Regions from separate parts of the Homo sapiens genome. Here region 2 is linked to region 1. A link is a loop called in an ENCODE intact Hi-C map of the cell type or tissue named here. Cell type or tissue: GM12878. All regions are shown on one strand. Each heading gives the region's core, and the rest is flanking DNA. Links, peaks and the distances in the headings are about the cores only.

Region 1 (10,295 bases), core at 1,111-9,110:
GTCTGTGGTTATTGCCCATGTTATTAATTGCACCCAGGACTTCCTTGCTCTTTGAGAGAGCAGCGGTATAAATTGGCTCTAATAAATATTAGCTGCTAGATTAGGCGAGGTGAAGCTGGCACCGTGCTCTATTTTCGACCTGTAGCCTCTGCGAAGCCGCCAGTTCTGCGCCAGATTAGCCCCATCCATCCAGTGTCAATGGTTGTCTTGTTGAGAAAATCAGTGAGTAAACAGGGCTGACAGAGAGGGGGCCCAGCTGATTACTCATACAAATAGACTGCAAACTCCTCCAGGAGAAGCTGTTTCCAGAGATGGGTTTCTCGCATTGACAAGGCTGCTTCTCCCAGGATCCTGTGTCCTGCTGTTCCCACTTTGTCCTCCATCAATCACACAATTGTGTCCGGGATGTTTTATAGAGTCACTTAATATCCCTGCCTTCATCTCTATTCACTTAGAGAATCATCTGCCATCAGGGCTAAAGGCTTTCTGCAGGATAGGACTGGCGACACACCCGGGCAACAATAGCTCTGGTGGAAACAGGGCCTGGCGCCCTTTCTGATGCTAATAGAACAGCCCCGGGATGTTCCAGTGTGAGGCAGCTCCTATTGAAATCGGCCATTAGCCCTTTGTCCACTGCATTAAATTATCCCCTGGGCTAGTCCATGATAGGGGTATGGAGGCCACCATAAGTTTTCTTTAAAAATTATTTCTTTTCCCCTAAAATGGTTTTTGGATTTGAGAATTGGTCATGATGAAAGTCATAAGTGCTTTCTCTCTTCTTTTCTTTACAAAGTAGGGGGAATTATGTTTAGGCTAAATGTATAGAGTACTTTCGGCCTTTATCCACTTCTTCATATTATTAGCAGAACTCTGCCCGCCTGTGCCCCTACCCACCTCACTCCTCCTATTCCTCACCCTCTGCCTCTAGCCAGACTGTCCTGTCCAGATAGGAAAGGATTAAGTGACATTTAGTTTTAGACCAAAAGCAGAGCATCTTTTAAGCAGAGAATTTCCACAACTAAGAGGCCAGCTGGATACAAAATTACATTTTACGGGGGAATTTTAAAGACAGAAAAAAGAATTACAAGGTATCACTCTTTGAGTGGCTCATCTACAAATTAGATTGCTACACAATTAATCAAAAAGTTAATTAATGAGCAAGTTACTAATTAGGACATCTAAAACCAGTGTGTTTATAGTACCTTCATTTAAAAAAAGCCCCTTTAGTTAATTGGCCCACACACTGATCTCATAACTGCTAGTGGAGGCTAAAATACTATAGATGTATTATTTATTATGTATAAGTCCTAATTATGTCACCACTGCATTCTACACTCCATAACTGACAGAATGTTACAGTTAATTGGAAAGGTTGGCATTTAGGAAAATATAACCAGACTAGTCTATGAAACCCACTAAATATATCTACATTTACACTTTTTCCTGGGCAGGGACTCCAGGAGGGATACTTATGTTTTCTGACTGGTCTCTGGGAGTTCAAGCTCACAGAGCCTCCTGTTTATGAAACCTCATAAGCCCTAAAAGTTTATGATTTGCTTTGGAGAATTGCTTATGACTGAAAATTCAGAGGCAAAATTAGGTTTGGGAGTTTGAACTCCTGGGGCTCCCACTCACTGAAATGGAGCACTATGTCCCAAAGTGGGGTCTTTTTAAAAAAAAGTTTACATTAAAACAGGGGTTTCCACTGATAATTTTCATAATATTTGCAAAGGACAAATGTCAAGTTAATTTCATTAAAAACAAGAGTACATTCAGGTGAACTGAACATTCCCTCTCTTTATTGTGTTTTCCACCTGGCTAGTACCCTAGCATTCGCGCTTCTGAATGGCTAATGGTCTCTAAGCGTAGGCCCTAGGCTACCTGGAGCGCTTCCCTTTACTTTGGAAGAGAAAACAAAGTTTAAAGCTGGAGTCTCAAGGGTTGAATCCTTATCCCCCTCCTCTTTTCATTGTATCAATCAAAGCCCCAAACCAACCCGGCCCCTTTTCTGAGACTGTGACCTGGAAGATCTACCATAGCCAATGCCATCCTCCACTCCCCCACAGTGACCTTCTCTGGAGAGGGTGCAGGGGTGAGGAGTTGGGTAGATTGGAGGAGGAGGCCTGCCCCACAAAATGCTTTCTCTCCAGGCCCTAGGCCTCCCGCATCCACTCCACCCCTCTAAGAGTCTCTGAACTAGATTCTTCTGAGGGGAGAAGGGAGGACCCTGTGTCCAGACAGAGACTCAGATAAAGGCTTTCCAGAGAGAGGTCAATACGCTGCAAACAACCAGCTTTGATCTTTAGCCACAGAGGAAGGTGGCAACACCCCACACAGACACACACAGACACACACACACACACATGCAGGTTACCCCAGCGAGGAGAACACACATAGGTAATTTTAATGAAAGAGGTTCCTGTACCACATTATTAGCAATAAATCTACACCATTCTTTGTTGGTTAAAATCATTATGATCATCATCGCTATCATTACTGAACTCATTATTCTTGTGTTACTATCAGAGTAGATTTATGATAATACCCACCATTACGCCTGAGTTAAAGAAGGTGTAAAGGTTTGATTAATAGCTGCTTTCATGTTTTAATATTCAACATTTTCTCACATTTTTTCTAAATAAGGACGATGATAATTACAGGCGGTAATTACTGCTTTTGTTAGGAGTGTGTAATTAGCCACATATGCATTGTTCTTTAAAAAAAAAAGCGCAGGTTTGGGAGCTGGATCATAAGTCTAGGGGTGGGCAAACAGAGCTTGGACAGGTCACCCACGGACGTTTTGACAAATCGAGAGATGGGTCCGCAGCTCTGCTCCATGTCTACCTGCCCGGGACACCAGGAATTTGCTTTGAATGAAACCAGGTGAGGTTGGAAATAAAATATTTGGACGGGTTTACTAGGAGGGGTGGTGCGCCTGCAGACCTGCGGGTGTCTGAGATTCGCTTCTCAAGAAGCAACTCTGGCCCAGCCGTAAGGCCTCATAAGGCCTCGGGCTCGCGGGCCCGGCCTGAGGCAATGTGGCCCTTATCTGTGTGCTCCCTGGTATAAAAACGCCCGGGCCTTGTCTCCTCCCGCCCAGCCGACGCCAGGCGCGCAGTCAGCCCCGCATCCGTCATTTTCCCTCATTGACTTAGCCCAAGAGCTTCCTCCGAGCTCCCAGACTATCTGTCCCTTAAAGGTTACACGCTGCCGTGCCTCGCTTTGTCTTCCTCGTGCCCTTTCCTGGCAAAAATGGAGACATCACATCCTTGCCCAGCCCCAGCTCAGTATTTATGAAGGTTTTCTGACAAATAGGCAGGCTGGCCACGCATGGGTGACTGCCTTCATTCCGCACTTGGCTTGTTTACATAGGACCAGCACCATTTCCACGGATTAAACAAATCACAGGGAGAAGGAGACATTTATAACCCGCCAACGAGGCCACAGGCAGTTGGAAAAAAATGTGCTAGTGAGTGTGTTGCGCGACTGTGCAAAGTGAAAATGAATGCCCTCTCTGCAAGGCTGACCTTCGGGAGAGGGTGATCCCGGCAGCCCGTGTGTTTGCCGCACGCGAGGGACATGCGTGCAGAGGGGCCGCGTGGATTCGCGTGTCAGGGAGGGTTTAGACTACTGGTTAGAGTGCCATTCAATTACTCGGAGTTGGACCTCTCCCGAGGACACACACAAAGGCCAGGGAGCGCGAGTGCGCGTTCCCTCTCCCAGAGTGTGTGTATGTGTGTGTCTATGTGTGACTGTGCCCGTGGGACACTGTGCGCGCGACCATCGCAGGACCCTCCATCCAGCAGTTAACCCTTGGCAGGCCGGCTCAGGAGAGAGGAACTCCGAGGGGGCGCGCTTCTGCTCTACTCCAGCAAGGCTTTTACAGGCCGGCGCGAGGTGCGGGCGGTCCCGTGCGCGCGCGCGCGTGTATGTGGGTGTGTGTCTGTGTGGTGGGTGTGTAAGAGGGACAATGTGTGTGCCTGCACGTGGCGTGTGCGCGTGTGATCAAGTGTCTATGTGGCGTGTGCGTGTGTGGTGTGGGTGTGCGCGGCGTGCATGTGTGCGTGTGTGCACGCGCGAGAAGTGCGTGTGTAGGCGCGTGTGCAAGTGCGCGCGCGTGTGTTTACACTTCCAGAAGTCAAATCCTTTCTAGGACTCCCCCTTGCTTCACCCGGAAGTGTTCGGTGACCCCTCCACCCAATTAATGAAAACAAAGCAAAGGGCCCGAGCGGGCCTCCGACAGCCCGGGGCTTGCGGAGCTGGACGCCGACAGGGCGTCAGCCCGGTCGCTCGCGGCGCGGAGGCTGCTGCGGTTCGGAGCTGGGGTTCTGCACTCTCGCTCCCGGCTCCCGGCTCCCGGCTCCCCGCCACCCGCAGCCTCCTCGCGCCGCCGCCGCGGGCACCGCCGGGGCTTCAGTGACACCAGGCACCCGCCCCGGGCCGCGGGAGGAGGAAATTCCCTGCAAAATAGCAATGGTTCCGAGAAAAGGATCACAACAAAATATTGAATAAATTCCCTTTTAATTTATTTGATCATTCCACATTACGGGGCTATGAATTGCTCAAATTTGATAACAAGTACTCAATTCAACTCATTATGTAAGTTAAATTAGACTTCGATAAAATTTCAGTGGCGCGCAGTGGTTCCTCGAATGAAATGTAATTTGTGCAAGAATTTGTTGTATCTGTCACAAATATTTCCAATTAGCGACCGTAATTATTTGATAGTTTCTGCAATTATGGCTTAAACGGGTGAATTTGGGACTGTGGAGGACCCTAATTGGCCTAAATTTGATATTTTGCATATTTGCATAATGAGGAAATTGGTAGAAAATTGTGTTCATTCATTTGTGAAAAATCCTATGAATTTTATGAATTTGAAAGCTCTGTTTGTGCAGACTGTGACTTTGCCTGCTGATCCCTGAGGAGCTGACGCTGAACGCCTGAATGGGCAGCGCGCCAACTTCGCTGCTCCAGGAGGGGGGTGGGGAGGGAGAGGAGGAGGAGGAGGATGAGGAGAGAGGGGAGGTGGAAGGCTGTGGTAACGGTGGGCGGAGGCGGGACCATGGCGCATGCTCCGCGACGTCCCGGGCCGCGGGCGGAATCCCCCGGCTAACCTCCTTGGGGGTGAGACTGGGTGGGATGGGGGTCGGTGGGGGAAGTTGCATGGGGTGTTATACCCGCCCGGTTACAGGCCGCTGCCCTGTAGCATAACTGCGCGCGCGCGAGCGCACACACACACACACACACACACACACACACTTGCTCTCAATGAGAAATGTACCCAATCTGCTAGGTGGAAGGGGTAATTGTGGAGGGGTGAGGTCTTGAGATGATGGTAACTCTGCACTTGTTTAAGTTAAATTGCCAAAGCTTCTCCTCTCAGTAAAAATGTTTGATCTATGGCGCTGTCAATTTAAAGTGTTTAAAGAGAAGCAAAAGCATAGATTTTAAGCTGCTTTGCCCAGCACCCATTCATCATGCATCAGAGATTTTAAAGTTTCATGGTTGCTGTGGTTTAACATCTCAACTCTCTGACACAAGAATCTAGATGGAGGAAATAGCTCTGCAGTCAGAGGCTTATGACTAAAGGAGAAGGATCATGGCAAAAAATAAAATGCACAAAATACTCATTTCTGCCCATGCAAAGAAAGGGTGGTCTATTTTAAGGGGACAGGTTATGTTAATAATTATAAATAGAAGTGGAACCCACTTTTAACCAAAAATTACTGAAACAATGCCACCAATTTCTTTACAGGAGGGAGATGGGAGAAACTAGTTCAAAAGAAACCAAACAAAATCCCCAAACACTCCATCTCCTTTCTAATAAATAATGTTTTTCCCCAAGTATTTTGTTGCAGATATCCTGTATTTTCATCAAAACCCATCAAAAAAAGTCATCCTCTATGATTCTTGAATGTAACATTTTTAGATACTCCCTTAATTTCTATAGATCTTAGATGCATAAAACCAAGCAAAACAGACTCATAGTGAAGAACATGATAATATCTGGCTTTGCAGTTAAGTGCCCCGTAAAACTGCTCTGCTTGTGAACATTACTTTTGCTGGGAAAGACTTTCTTATCTACATGGAAGTGGGTAATGTGAGTGTCTAACAGGCTATAAATGCTTAAGTGCTTTGTTTCACAGTGCATTTTCAGTAAAGGTCAAAATAAATTCATCTTCCTTTAATGCAGTATTTATGTTTGTGCAAGGTTTGGAATAAAATCACCATTAAACTTCCATATGAAAAAACGAATAGGAAAATGGGAGCTGTGTCTTTGGTTCAGTCTTTTGTGGATGGAAAGGTATCATTTGAGGATGGAAACAAATAGAAGAAAACCAGTCAGTCACTTAAGACAGAATTTGAACAATGCAAAGATATTATTTTACTAATATTTAAAGTGAATTAAATAGGTGTTTTTCCATTTTAATTTAAATATTCTTGAGAACAGTAAAAGACAGATGACCACGGTGTCCAACGTTCGGAAAATAGGGGCAATAACATCCTTGCCCATATCACAGTATTTTGATAAAAGATCCAACAAGAATATTGGGTATTAAGTCTCCTACTATTATACTGTTGTTGGTGGCAGCATCATCATGATCACTATTGTTATAAGTAGCAGTAGTAGTATTATTGTGACATTAGTATTAAGATAACATGTAAAGAAGGATCTTGAGGGCAGAGTTGAAAATTAGCCCAGACCTCCTTCGATTACAGCATGAAAAGGAGCAGGTCATTCACATCTTTTTCTAGCTTGCACACATGATCAGTGATCACCATGAGTAGAATAATCTTCAAATACAAAGGATAATAGTTCATTCTCTTCTTCATTTAACAACACGTCATGTTAAATTTGGGGGATATAGATATTATTTATTTAACCTGTTCAAGAAGTCATGAAGCACCACTTAAGTGCTGAAATTTAAGGCCACCTCTAATCACTGGGGTGAATAAGGAACACAAAAGAAGATTAAATTGAAGATGCAGGATCTGCCTCAAGCTTAGGACCAGGACACAGTATTAATTTTTGCACCTTTTTTGTGAGTTCATTTTTAAAAAGAAACTTAAACAAAGAGGACTTTTGTGCAAGCATTAAGCTTTCAATGTTACCCTACACCTATTTTGGTTTTTCCTTTATATAAATATATCTGTAAGTTTTTTGTTGTGCTTATTATGAACAGGACAGTATTCCCACTGCAAAAGCTTTCTCAGAATGGTCTAAATCTGAGTTAATCACATGGTTAATCACATGACCTAAACCTCCACAGTAAAAACGTTGGTGAAAATCAAGATTGGGGGGAAAAAAAGAAAAAAACCTACCACTCCAGTTCCTTTAAATCAGAACATTGTTTTCTTGGCCAGGCATGATGGCTCACATCTGTAATCCCAGCACTTTGGGAGGCCGAGGTGGGCAGATCACTTGAGGTCAGGAGTTCAGGAGCAGCCTGGCCAACATGGCAAAAACCATCTCTACTAAAAATACAAAAATTAGCCGGGTGTGGTGGTGCACACCTGTAATTCCACCTACTCAGGAGGCTGAGGTGGGAAAATCGCTTGAGCCCAGGAGGCAGAGGTTGCAGTGAGATCGAGCCACTGCACTCCAACCTGGGCGACAGAGTGAGACTCTGTCTCAAAAAAAAAAAAAAGAAAAAAGAAAAAAAAAGAAAGAAAAAGAAAAAAATGTTGTTGTGGGGTTTTTGTGTGTGTGTGTTTCCTACCCCCACCTCCCACCCTCAACCCCCAGGAAACATTTGTCGCCATCATTGTATATAGCTCAAGACCAATTTGTAAGGTTTAGGGCTGGAAATATGATCGTTTACTAAGTATTGGATCTAATTAAATCCACAGAGAAGAAGATTCCGGTGGTTTGTGAGACTGCAGGAAATGGTTGTCCTCCCCAGGCCAGTCCCCACCCCAAGATCAAACATAGCCTTTCATTCCTGGAGAAAGTCAGATTCCCTGCAGTTTGTGGGCTTCCTCTCAGCAGAGGAGAAGCTTGTAGGAAACAAAGCCATAGCAATCCCTCTACAGGAACCCTTTCCTTGGTTCCTTACTCTGAACATTTTGGGCTGAAGCCTTCATGTGTGGGCTCCCCTTCTCATCTGTTTTTTTCAGAAAAATGTATGCTGAAAAAGTCTTCACACTACAAAAACTGCTGGAAAGTGATGAGATAACAAAACCTCCTAACTTGGGTTTATCCAGCAAAATTTTTTTAGGATTTTCATTTTAATAGGTTATTCTTATAGATTTTCTTGTATTGCCTCTCTTTCTGTCTCTCCTTTTCAATCACCAACTATTCCATCGAGGCCATCATCATTTTTCACTTGGATTATCACAGTAGTCTCCTAAACTATCTGCTCTGGCTCTAGTCTCTTGCCTAATCAGTTCATTCTGCCTGGGGCAGACGAGCTAATGTTAATATTACCCTGCTCTCATCAAATTCGTCTTGCATGCTAAATACACCAACATCTCACCCTTTCATAGAGAATAAAGTCCAAACTCTATGAACCTGTTTTCAAGTCTTTCAATAATCTGGCTCATCTTCATGTCCAAACTTATCTCCCACTGCTCACCCACTGAGCCCTGTATTCCAGCAAGATTTGTTTCAGAACACCCCCCTGCATACTTTAATCACAGTTTGCACCAGGAACACCCTCCTGTCTTGTTTGCCTGTTTCCTATAGGTTATTTAAGAGGTAGCCTATCCCCTTTATCATATAGGTGGGAATTGAACAATAAGAACACCTGGACACAGGAAGGGGAACATCACACACCGGGGCCTGTTGTGGGGTGGGGGGAGTGGTGCGGGATAGCATTAGGAGATATACCTAACGTAAATGACGAGTTAATGGGTGCAGCACACCAACATGGCACATGTATTCATATGTAACAAACCTTCACATTGTGCACATGTACCCAAGAACCTAAAGTATAATTAAAAAATATATATATATATAAAAGAAAAAAAAAAGAGGTAGCCAACCCCTGCCCCCAACACCACCACCCTCTGCCAATGAATTTGCTCATTCATTCTTTCTTTCATTCAATGAACATTTATCGAATGTGCCAGGCACTATCCATATGCAAATTGCGGGGGAGACAGAGATGAAGAGACCAAGTCCCATGTCCTCAATGGAGATAACATCATGTAGTAGGCAAATAACAACAATGCCATGTACTAAAAATCCTATGACTAGGACACAGACAATGTACAATGAGAATGTCCCAGTCCTTTCATTGCTTTCCATTCTAAGTTCCCCTCTTAAATTAAACCCATCATGCCCACGGAAGCTCACCCTACATTGCCTCGTACTATTGGTAAGTTCCTCAAGAATAAAGGACTCTCTCCTTTTGTGTCCCTCAAAACCCCCAGTACCAAGCTTTGGAACATAGATATTGATTGATTGATAAGTGGGCATGGTTGTAGTGATATAATTGTCACTTTCAGTTATATGAGTCAAACCTGGTTGTTCTGTAGGGTGGAGGGACCACCATGAAAAACAGTGGTGGCCTCTTTTAGTCACACTGTAATGGCCTGGTTTTCCTAGCATCTGACACTCTTTGGGTAAGGCTACAAATGGGCACCCAGAATTGTGAACATAACTTTATTCATGGTGGCTTATCCCAAATGTTTTAGATTGTATAATAAAGAGCTAAAGAGTAGTAAGTAAATAAAGATAATTTAATTAATTTACAAAGACCACTCAATTACTGTTTTTTTGTTTGTTTGTTTGTTTTGAGACAGGGTCTTGCTTATCACCCAGGCTGGAGTACAGTGGCGTGATCTCAGCTCACCACAGCCTTGACCTCTCAGGCTCGAGTGATTCTCCTACCTCAGCTTCCCCAAATAGCTGGGACCACAGGCGCAAGCCACCACGCTCAGCTAGTTAAAAAAAAATGCAGAAAGAAGGTCTCACTATTGCCCAGGCTATTACTGTCACCTTGATCATGTCCCTAATACCTCCACTACCACTCCAATATCCCTACTGCCACTGCCATAATTGTTAGTAACAGAAGTTCTTTATCATGGGCCAAATCTGGTGGCATATACCACACACCCCTTATTATTGATGGTAACAGACACTGACTTCATAAAGAATGTTACAGGACTCTCTTATAACTCAGTCCAAAGTAGCATTATACTTATGTAAATATAACTGCATATGTAAGTGAGGTGCAACTCAGCTATGAAAAGGCACAGAATTTTAAAAGTATTAGGCCAGGTTTAAAATCTTCAAACTGTTGACACATGAGCCTTTCGATAAAATCAGGAAATATAATGAGAAGTAT
Region 2 (10,295 bases), core at 1,529-9,528, 130 kb before region 1:
ACAGCATATTGAAGTATTATCCTATTGGATATTTAAGCCATTCCCTTATTATAAATAATACTGTGATGAGCATCCCTACCTACAAATTTTATAGACATGAAATATTTTCTTCCTAAAAAAATATTTTAAATACATAGTGCATAATGTGAAATTAACTCCTTTTCCAGTCAACCAGTGATCATTTCTTAACAATTACTTTTTCTAATAATGTGGTAAGTCAAACTTTGTCATTAGTTATTAGTGAATGACAAAATGCAAATATTAAATCAATCTACTATTTCAGCCTACTATGATTTTTTATTTTAGTCAAAGAAAATATGCCAAATTTAACTATTTAAACATTAATAAGCATATTAAAGTTTACACCACAGCAAAGTAAAATTAAAATGAGAGAAATGAAACACCACAGGAAAATAAGATAAATCTGATAGGTTCATTATATAACCCACAGGAGTTATAGACAGAACAGAAACAAAGCAAGTAAAGATTTTTTTTTTAAAAGAATAAAATTTCCCAAAGCTGGAAAAGAAAAGCAATCTTAACTGAAAGGGCTTCATAAGTGCCTTTTAGACGCACACAGAATCCATTGAAAAAAAAAAAAAACCCCATCTATGTACATTAAGAATTTCCAGTGGCTCAACGCCTGTAATCCCAGCACTTCTGGGAGGTCAAGGTGGGAGGATCACTCGAGGTCAGGAGTTCGAGATCAGCCTGCCCAACATGGTGAAACCCATCTCTACTAAAAATACAAAAATTAGTCAGGTGTGGTGGCAGGTGCCTGTAATCCCAGCTACTTGGGAGGCTGAGCCAGGAGAATCGCTTGAACCCGGGAGGCGGAGGCTGCAGTGAGCCAAGATCGTACCACTGCATTCCAGCCTGGGCAACAGAGTGAGACTCCATCTCAAAAAAACAAACAAAAAAAGAATTTCCAGAGCTCCATAAAAATTAAAGCTTTCAAAAAGAGAATAGGTCATCTGTAAAAGGAAGAATCAGATTGACTTACACTTCTCATTAATAACAGTAGATATCAGAAGAAGATGGTGCAATCCCTTCAAAGTTTTGAGAGAAAATGATTTATAACCTGGATTTATAACTATAATAAAAGGTGGAGAAGAAAATTCATTAACTGACTTAACAATTATTACTATTATTATTATTATTTTTTTTTGAGATGGAGTCTGTCTCTGTCGCCCAAGCTGGAGTGCAGTGGCGCAATCTCAGCCTACTGCAAGCTCCGCCTCCCAGGTTCATGCCATTCTCCTGCCTCAGCCTCCCAGGTAGCTGGGACTACAGGCACCTGCCACCACGGCCAGCTAATTTTTTGTATTTCTAGTAGAGACGGAGTTTCACCGTGTTAGCCAGGATGGTCTCAATCTCCTGACCTTGTGATCCGCCCACCTCGACCTCCCAAAGTGCTGGGATTACAGACGTGAGCCACTGCACCCGGCCAACAATTATTTATTAAAGGGCTACTATGTGCCAGGTATGATTTTATATATCAAGGATACAGCAATGAACTACAAAAATCCCTGCCCTATGGCACTTTTTAGTGGGGAAATAAAATTAAATAAGCAAAATATGTAACATGTTAGATTGTGAAAAGTGCTATGGAGAAAAAGCCGTGAAGGAGGACTGGTAATACAGAGGGTTTGCAATTTAAAATAGGATTGTCTCTTTGAGAAGAGGACACATGAGTTAAGATTTCAAAGAGGCAATAAGCTATGTAAATAACTGATGAAAGAAGTTATAGGCCAAGGGATCTATTTTTAGTTACATAAAAATGTAAAAAGTTGATCTACTATGTCACCTGAGAAATTTACTTAATGTACTCCAGCAAATTGAAGACGAAAACCAAGAAAAGAAGCCATGAAACCAGGAAGTCCTTGTCAACATAATCCCTAACAAAGGAAAAATACATCCCAAGGTTAACACTGTGCTATAGGCCTGAAAAACAATCAGTCTAAATGAGGATCTTAGTGTGAGCTCTTATGAAAACATCTTTAAGAAGGATAGAATAGATTCTAAGGAACAGAGACAATGAGTAATAAGGTAGAAGATATTAATGATATAATAAAGAAGTCATGTTTTTTCTCTCAATTATAAAAATGAAAATAATTAGAAACTCCAGGAACCTCATCCCCCTGACACACACACATGCACACCCACAAAAGCACACATGCAACAAATGGTTATGGTTGTAATATGAAGCAATTGGTGAAAAAGAGAATCCATTTAACCTGGATTTATAAAAAGTCTTCTTTGGGCAGGCTAGTTCCCACAGTGCCTAGAACACAATAAGCAGTTAATAACATTTAGTTTAAGAAAAAACATGCTGTAAAAAGTGGGTAAGATGACTCCTGATCAACTAATGAAAGTTTGGCATTTTATAAAAATTATACCAACACCTGTGTCATTAATTCCTTCAAACAGGTATTAAATCCCCCTGTTTGGAGCCTCTAGTATAATTTCCTTTTCCCTGTTATATACAGTTCTCCTCTACTGATATAGCTGATAACAAACTCTCCTGTCTCTGAATAAACGAACAGTATATTTAAGATTTGTGTTGTGTGAGGGATTATGGAAAAGAACAAACTTAAATTGAGGGCCTTATATGAACAGACCTTTAGGTACTGTATTGCATTTAATACTTTTGATCCTATTTAAGTAGTATTATCTCTATTTTACAATCTCTTTTTAATTATGCCTCTCCACAATGTTTTTAAAAGAGTCAATGAAAATAGAAGTTAATGAAGACATCAATATTTCAGAAATGAATAAAATCTAAGTTAGTGTATTTCAGGAAGCTGATCAAAAAATGATACTACTAATGAAATTAAGCTAAAGATTGATAACACTGATGAAAGAAGTTAGGTTGGATGAATGACATCTGAGGTTTTAGCATTTCCAATGGGCATCAACAAATCTGCTCTCCTAAAACTTTTTTGCCATTTGGTGAAGTTCGACAGACAGTTATGATATTGGTATATCATGAAATATCATATGTAATGAATTTAGGCAAAAGCTTGAATCACTTGACATAAATAAAAATTAAATATGATGATAAAAGCAGCTAACAACAAACTGACCACTTACTATGAACCAAGCAGTGTGCCAAGGCATGCTAAATGCCATATATATCATTTAAGTCCTCAAAACAAACCAAACAGGTACTAGTATTATTCCCATTTTAGTAACTACTAATTCAAAATTAATGGAGCTTCAGTACCTTGTCCAAGTTCTCACATTTGTTAAGTGCCAAAGAACTGTTAAACTCCATATCCTTAGCTACTAATTTAAGTAATTCTCAAACATTTGAACATAAAAGTCTAAATGTGTTCAATTACAGCAGGCATTGTTAGGTGCCTACCCAGCAACCATTCCTCCACTTCTTACTTGACAACAGAATCCAGTTTTGCTTATGATCAGCCAAGAAGTCATGCCCTTCAAAGGAAGAAACCAATCACAATGATTTTACCCCCTTTTCCAAGTGATAGTTTAGGCACGTGCAAATGACCCAACTCTGGCCAAAGCTACATAAGAGACATCTGCTGGGGGTTCTGAGAAGGTTGCCATTGCTCATAAATGGGATATAATCCATTTTCTCACCTGGACATTGTCACCTGTGTGTGACACCTGCCACTTGTGTCAGACACCTTGGGATCATGAGGAAATCCTGCCTAAAAAGACAGGTCAATCTAGTCAGAGAACTGCAGTCTTTGATGATGGTACTGAATTACTAAATCAACCAACCGTAAAAGCGTACTGCTTCTAGTTTTCTTATTGCAGGCGATAATAAATATCCTTATAGTTAAGCCACATACAGTTTTGTTTTCTGTTACTTGAAGCTAAAACATCTAAAATGATAGTCACTAACAGCAGAAGATTGTTCTGTAAGTACAGAAATAATGCTTTCCTACTTGAGACTAATTCATTCTAAACAAATCATTTAGAAATTGAAGTATCTCTTATTTTTTCCCTATCTACAAATAAACATGAAGAAAGTAAGATTAAATTACCTATACAATCCCCAGTTTTATGGGGATTTCCACTATATTAAAAATTTTTCCATATAAATTTTGTGTAAAAGTCTGTATTTCACACTTAAAACAGTGTAAACTTGTTTTTGCTTTTAGTCGGGCGCAGTGGCTCACGCCTGTAATCCCAGCACTTTGGGAGGCCAAGGTGGGCGTATCACCTGAGGTCAGGAGTTCGAGGCTACCGTGACCAACATGGTAAAACCCCGTCTCTAGTAAAAATATAAAAAAATTAGCCAGGCATAGTGGTGCACGCCTGTAATCCCAACTACTCGGGAGGCTGAGGCAGGAGAATCGCTTGAAACCAAGAGGCAGAGGTTGCAGTGAGCTGAGATCGTGCCATTACACTCCAGCCTGGCAAACAACAGCGAAACTCTGTCTCAAAAGAAAAAAAAAAGGCCGGGGGCAGTGGCTTACGCCTGTAATCCCAGCACTTTGGGAGGCTGAGGCCGGCAGATCACCTGAGGTCGGGAGTTCCAGACCAACCTGAACAACATGGAGAAACTCTGTCTCTACTAAAAAATACAAAATTAGCCAGGCGAGGTGGCGCAGGCCTGTAATCCCAGCTACTCGGGAGGCTGAGGCAGGAGAAGCCCTCAAACCCAGGAGGCAGAGGTTGTGGTGAGCTGAGATCGCACAACTGCACTCCAGCCTGGGCAACAAGAGTGAAATTCTGTCTCAAAAAAACAAAAAACAAACCAAGACCACTTTGTTTTTAATAATCATGGTGGCTACTAAAGGATAATACTCAGAATAAATAATATTACCTTCTATCTACATCACATTTTCAAAGTATTTCTGTAACTTACAGGATATTAGGTGTTGAATAGTAAAATATCAAGGCCTATAAACTGCAACTTAATGGAGAGTGGGAATTAAGTAGCTAGATACTAAATCTATAGACCATTATGGGGTAAGAAGTTTCACTGTGCTTCAAAGGAAACAATATGGCACCAGGAAGTGTATCCACTTACTACTTGGATGCAGGAAGAAAAAAGTCAATTGGAAAAATGCAAGTCAACTGCATTAATTAAGAATTCTCACTAGTTCCTTAGTACGGAAGAACTAAGGTTGACATCAGAAGCTGATGATTTAGTGCTAATGGTCTATACAGTACAATGTATGTAGTTAAAATTCAGTGAGTTTTAGTCATTTTCCACCAATCCTTGTGGTCATTATAAAGTCCTAAGTGAGATTTTTCACTGTTCCCAAACTTGAGAATTATAGTTAAGATGTCAACAGTCAGCAAAACTAAGGAAGAACCTGCTACAGTATCCTCTCCTAACAAAACTTAAAATAAAACAAAAGTGTGCTACCCAGAAACACATAAAATGAGATGGGGCTGGAGATGCTGCTTGTTCTGAATGGAATGTCTCCTCTCCTCATCCTCTCCCAACCAACTCATTCTTCAAAACTTAACTCAAATAAATGTCCTGTCTTCCAGGAGGACCACTCTAACATCAATCCTTCCACTCTCCCAAGCTGACACTGTGGATCCTTTGTCTATGTATCTTCATAGCATATTTATCTGCATCATCACAATAGGTTGAAATTTTGTCTACTTCGACAATTAAAAATAAATCCCCCAAGGTGTGAAAATATGTCTCATATCACACCTAGCAGAATATATGCCTCACAGATATATTTGCTGAATGAAATAACTCATAATTACCCTGCGTGGTAAGCAGGGCAACTATCGTCAGCCTCATTTTCAAATGAGAACCTGCAATTCAAAGAAGTGAAAAGCCAGCTGTCCAAGAAACGATGAAAACAGGATGTGAAATCATGACTTCTAACTTCAAGTGTCAATATTTTCTACAGAAAATACAATCGTATGTTTAAAGTAAATGAAGCAATTTTCAAAATTTAAATTTCTTTGATCTGTTCCCAAGGTAAAATCATTCCATGGTTCAATATCTGAATAGCACAAAAGAATATACTGTGAAAAGGCAACCCACCACCTACACACCCTGACCCCAGCCACTCAGTTCCCACCACCGGAAGCAACATGTTCTCAATTTCTTGTATCCTAAATGAAAGAAAATGAATGTTTAATTTCATGGTATTTGTTACCTTATAGTTTCTCAGTAACCATTAATTAATCCATTAAACTGGAGACAGTTCAAGTTTTATTAATTGCTGAAGTAGAATATGTGCTTTAATTAATTTTAAAAAATAAGTTAGACATTTTATAAACAGCTAAAATGATGCATGTCAAACATAAAATCAGTATCACTTTTTTCAATACTATGAATCTCAAGGATTAATAAATGAATAAATCTTAGAATGAAAATTCAAAAAACACAAATATAAAACTCATTATTTCACGAATCCTCTAACCTGTCCCTTAAAAGGTCCCTCAAAGGTCCTGAGATGTCAGTGAGATTAAAAAGTGCATACTACTGAAAGGGCTAAAGACACTGTGAATAGCTTCTGCTTGAGTTTATATGAGAAAGCAATAGCACCTCCCACAGCTGCTTCATCTCCATACAAAACACTCTGACAGTTTTAATTACCACCTAAAATCACAAATCTGTCTGTACATTTGACTTTTTATCCTCTGTCCAGACCCATATCTCTAACTGCCTTTGTAACATCTCTATTTAGACATCCCCACTAGCAACTGAAGCAGGCTGAAAACTGAGATCATCATCATCTCTCTCTAAAATGATACCCTTCCCAACTTGAGCTGTCAACATAGTAATCATGCTCTCATCTCACAACCTTTGCGGTATCGTTCACTAGAAACCTCTCATTGCAACTGGTTTGGCTAAGTCTGAGAAAAACAGAAGGAAACACAGATGGATAGGGTAAAGTTCTGCATGTGAGGGGTTTTGTTTTGTTTTTAAGTGAGACTATACAATTACTAGATAAAGTAGGACTGCCTTGTGAACATCATGGGGAAAATAGCTAAGTTGTCTGCAAGCTCAATTTGAGTCAAGAGTATAATGCAGTTATTACACTTCTAAAAAAGCCAAGTCGGCCAGGCGCGGTGGCTCTCGCCTGTAATCCCAGCACTTTGGGAGGCCGAGGTGGGTGGATCACCTGAGGTCAGGAGTTCAAGACCAGCTTGGCCAACATGGTGAAACCTTGTCTCTACTAAAAATATAAAAATTAGCCAGGCGTGGTGGCGGGCCCCTGTAATCCCAGCTACTTGGGAGGCTGAGGTAGGAGAATCACTTGAACCCCAGAGGCTGAGGTTGCAGTGAGCTGAGATCACATCGCTGCACTCCAGCCTGGGTCAGAGAGTGAGACTCCATCTCAAAAAAATAAAAAAATTAAAAAGCGAAGTCTATCTTAGATGCGTTAAAAGAAGTGGAGAACCTAAAACATGGTACATAAGTGGTTCTCCTTGGATGAACTGCATCTGTACTTTTATTATTCATAATTTCCTTCCAAAATTGTTATATATAACTTAGATCCAAAAGAGATTTAAAGGTAGCATCTGAAAGAGGATGCTGGCAAACTAGAGTATTAGGAGAGGAATATCCAACATCATCACTCTATTCTGTTCTATTGTGTGAAATAAATAGTTGTTTGTCTAAAACAGACAGATGATGGGCTATTTGGTTATTTCAAACTAATATTGATTATCATACTATTTTAAATGGGTGAAGAAAATTTGGATGGAAATGACTTTAGCTTCTCACAGATAATAAAAGTTAGCATTAGTCAGGATATCTGAATTTTATCAAACTACAAAATAAGCCCAATTTAATGATATTTCCTACAGCAATTATTCTTGGTGACCTATCAACTCAGGTTATTCTTGAAATTACTGATCAGAAAATTTGGGAACAGAATCTGGGATTTCTTAGTTGGGTTCAGAGAACTCATGGCTTTCGGATTATTAGCATTATACAGAGGCACTTTGATATGTAATGTGTTTATGCAGCGTATTGAACTAAGATTTTGTTCATTAAGTCAAAATGGTCCAAGAAGCATGTATGAAGATTCCTATTTTCATATTACTGATATTGATGTCTTAAGTCCTTTTGTACAAAAGAATGACAAAATAATCATTATTAATAATTTTCATTCAGAAAAACTTAAGAGTTACAAATAATTTTCACACAATAATCCTATCTGATGGTATACGTATACACTGATTTGGTATATGTTAAAGGGTCCATTTTCAATGTATATTTAATTTGTACTTTACCACATCAAAATTTGGAGTTTAAAAAACTACGTTATAAGTCCTTAACTGCTTAATTACTTTTAAATAAAATTTGGTAATAGTACTTGGCATAGAGCTGTACTTGACACAATTTTAACAGCTAGGAAAGACTCTGAAGCCCTCCAAATCTTTCTTGTCTAAGTCACCTTATTTATAGCCTGTAGTTTAAAAAAAGTCTATTCTGTATCAAATATTTTACCCTTTCATTCTTCACCTGTTTACTCAAAGTAAAATGGTCATTTTACAGCCTGACTTCCTGAATTTGCCAGTAAACATTATTTTAAAATGTTGCATTTTCACAACTGGAGGCTTAAACAGGAGAATAGTATTGTTTTAGCATGTAAAAACACGAAAAATCTCTAACTTTATCTCACAAAAACAGAAAAAAATATATAAATTATGTCTTTTATGGCATTTGAAGAGCATCACAACTTTTTGCAAGCTGTTGTTCTGCAGTCTTCCTGAACTATTTCTGATGAATTACTTGGTAGAATCTTTCAGGACCCTGACTGTGGATAGACTATCATGATTATACATAAACATACATCTGTGACAAACATTCCTTTTTCTGGTCAACCTAAAAACCCCAAGTAATAACTGTAACATTTGGGATTAAACAAAGACACAGGAGCTGTAATTACAGCCAGCTGACTCTAACTTGTATTATGTATGAGGGGAAAATCTGTCCTTTAATTGATCATGTAAATATAACCAAACTGCCATTCAAATGTGGTAACAACTGCTTTCTTTTATAGAGGAAAAAGGAATGCTCTTCAAAGAAATGTTAATAGATATGGCAAAAGTAAACGAAAGTAACAACGTTTTTATGAACAAATAAAGTTTTGGAAATACCAAATTCCAAAAATAAACTTTTGGAAATTCCAAAGTGTATTTGGAAGTACACTCTTCCCCTCTTAAAGGTTTCACATAATCACAGCTTTTGAGTTATCTTACAGTAAAGAAACATATTAAACTTTGTTTAACTCAACCCTTCCCAAACTAATTCGAGCACAGAACACTTTTTCAACATGCTTATTAAGAGCTAGTGAACCAGATTCCATCAACTTGGAATCCAAAATGATGAAAAAGTAATATGCAAAATTCTGACTTTAGTGACTGATAAATTTGTTCCTAAATTTCTAAGGTGTAGTTCTACACAACATTAAATATAAACTATTCTGTTCAAAATTTCCAATTTATATAAAATAAAATATATTATCAATTTAAATAAAATTGGTGTTTACATCTTAATGTGGCATTAACAATAGCAAAACTAATACTAGCATATATCTCTCTATGATAGTATAATATTAAATAAAACAACAAGGAACATTATAACTGTTCTATAAAATTCTACTTTAAATTTTTTTAAATTCCAATTTAAAAGAATTCTAATTTGCTTACAACTGAATTCACATTTTAGTAGAAAGTAGCTATACCATCTTGTGTATTATCAAGAAAAATATTTAGTTTGAAAAATTATATAGTAACATTATAATGGCTGATGAAATGGGTTTTTTTAAAAAAATCCAATTCAACTTTTCCTACTGGAAGTTTATTTTTTACCTTAGATATACTAACTGAATGGTAATAAATGTCCAATGGTCCTTAAGCTACAAATCTTATAAAGTATTACAATTTTTTTTTAAAAAAAGTAATTTTAAAGTAAGATGGCTTCATTAGAAAACGTTAACTAACCACTTATAATAAAAACTGGGGCCTTGTAGAAACTTGAGTTTATGAACAAATTAGTACATAAAATTTGCCATTTATAGATCTCTAAACATTCATTAACAAATATCCACTAATTTAAACATCTGAAATAGACCAGATCATGTGGGGGATGGGTAGCATTTTTATTATGGTAGAACAGACTAAATGTCTAGCTTTAATGCTGTGAGAAACTGAACTTTGAAATTCCCAACCATCTGATTTAACCTACTGGACTACTTGTTCTTCCAAACTATAATTCCTGGAAAATTGAGAATGGCCTTAAAAAAAAATACCTGTAGTCCATTGTATGAAATTTTATTTTCCAGGCACTGCAAGGTCCTTTAGTCACTGTCGCCTGTCAACTTAAA

The links. Hi-C counts contacts between places; a loop is a spot of excess contacts. Peaks named below come from ENCODE experiments on the same cell type or tissue, not always from the same donor. Only the 100,000 strongest peaks of a DNase experiment are listed, where the experiment ranks them.
Region 2: it touches region 1 in a loop (1.8-fold over the local background); 1 of 110 quality-filtered maps calls a loop at or near these places.

Annotation. Positions count from the first base shown.
Region 1 is chr5:77,847,645-77,857,939 of GRCh38, forward strand. No RefSeq gene overlaps it. Among named protein-coding and RNA genes, the nearest start is that of TBCA, 76 kb to the left of the region's middle. RefSeq lists enhancers at 1-1,663, 1-943, 3,555-4,064, 4,065-4,572. In GM12878, for the core only: no CTCF peak of the experiment used is centred there; DNase peaks (open chromatin) are centred at 5,277 and 6,003; H3K4me3 peaks cover 2,373 bases; H3K27ac peaks cover 2,266 bases.
Region 2 is chr5:77,713,417-77,723,711 of GRCh38, forward strand. All of the region lies in intron 1 of TBCA (tubulin folding cofactor A), which reads right to left. Among named protein-coding and RNA genes, the nearest start is that of TBCA, 58 kb to the right of the region's middle. In GM12878, for the core only: no CTCF peak of the experiment used is centred there; a DNase peak (open chromatin) is centred at 5,745; H3K27ac peaks cover 2,055 bases.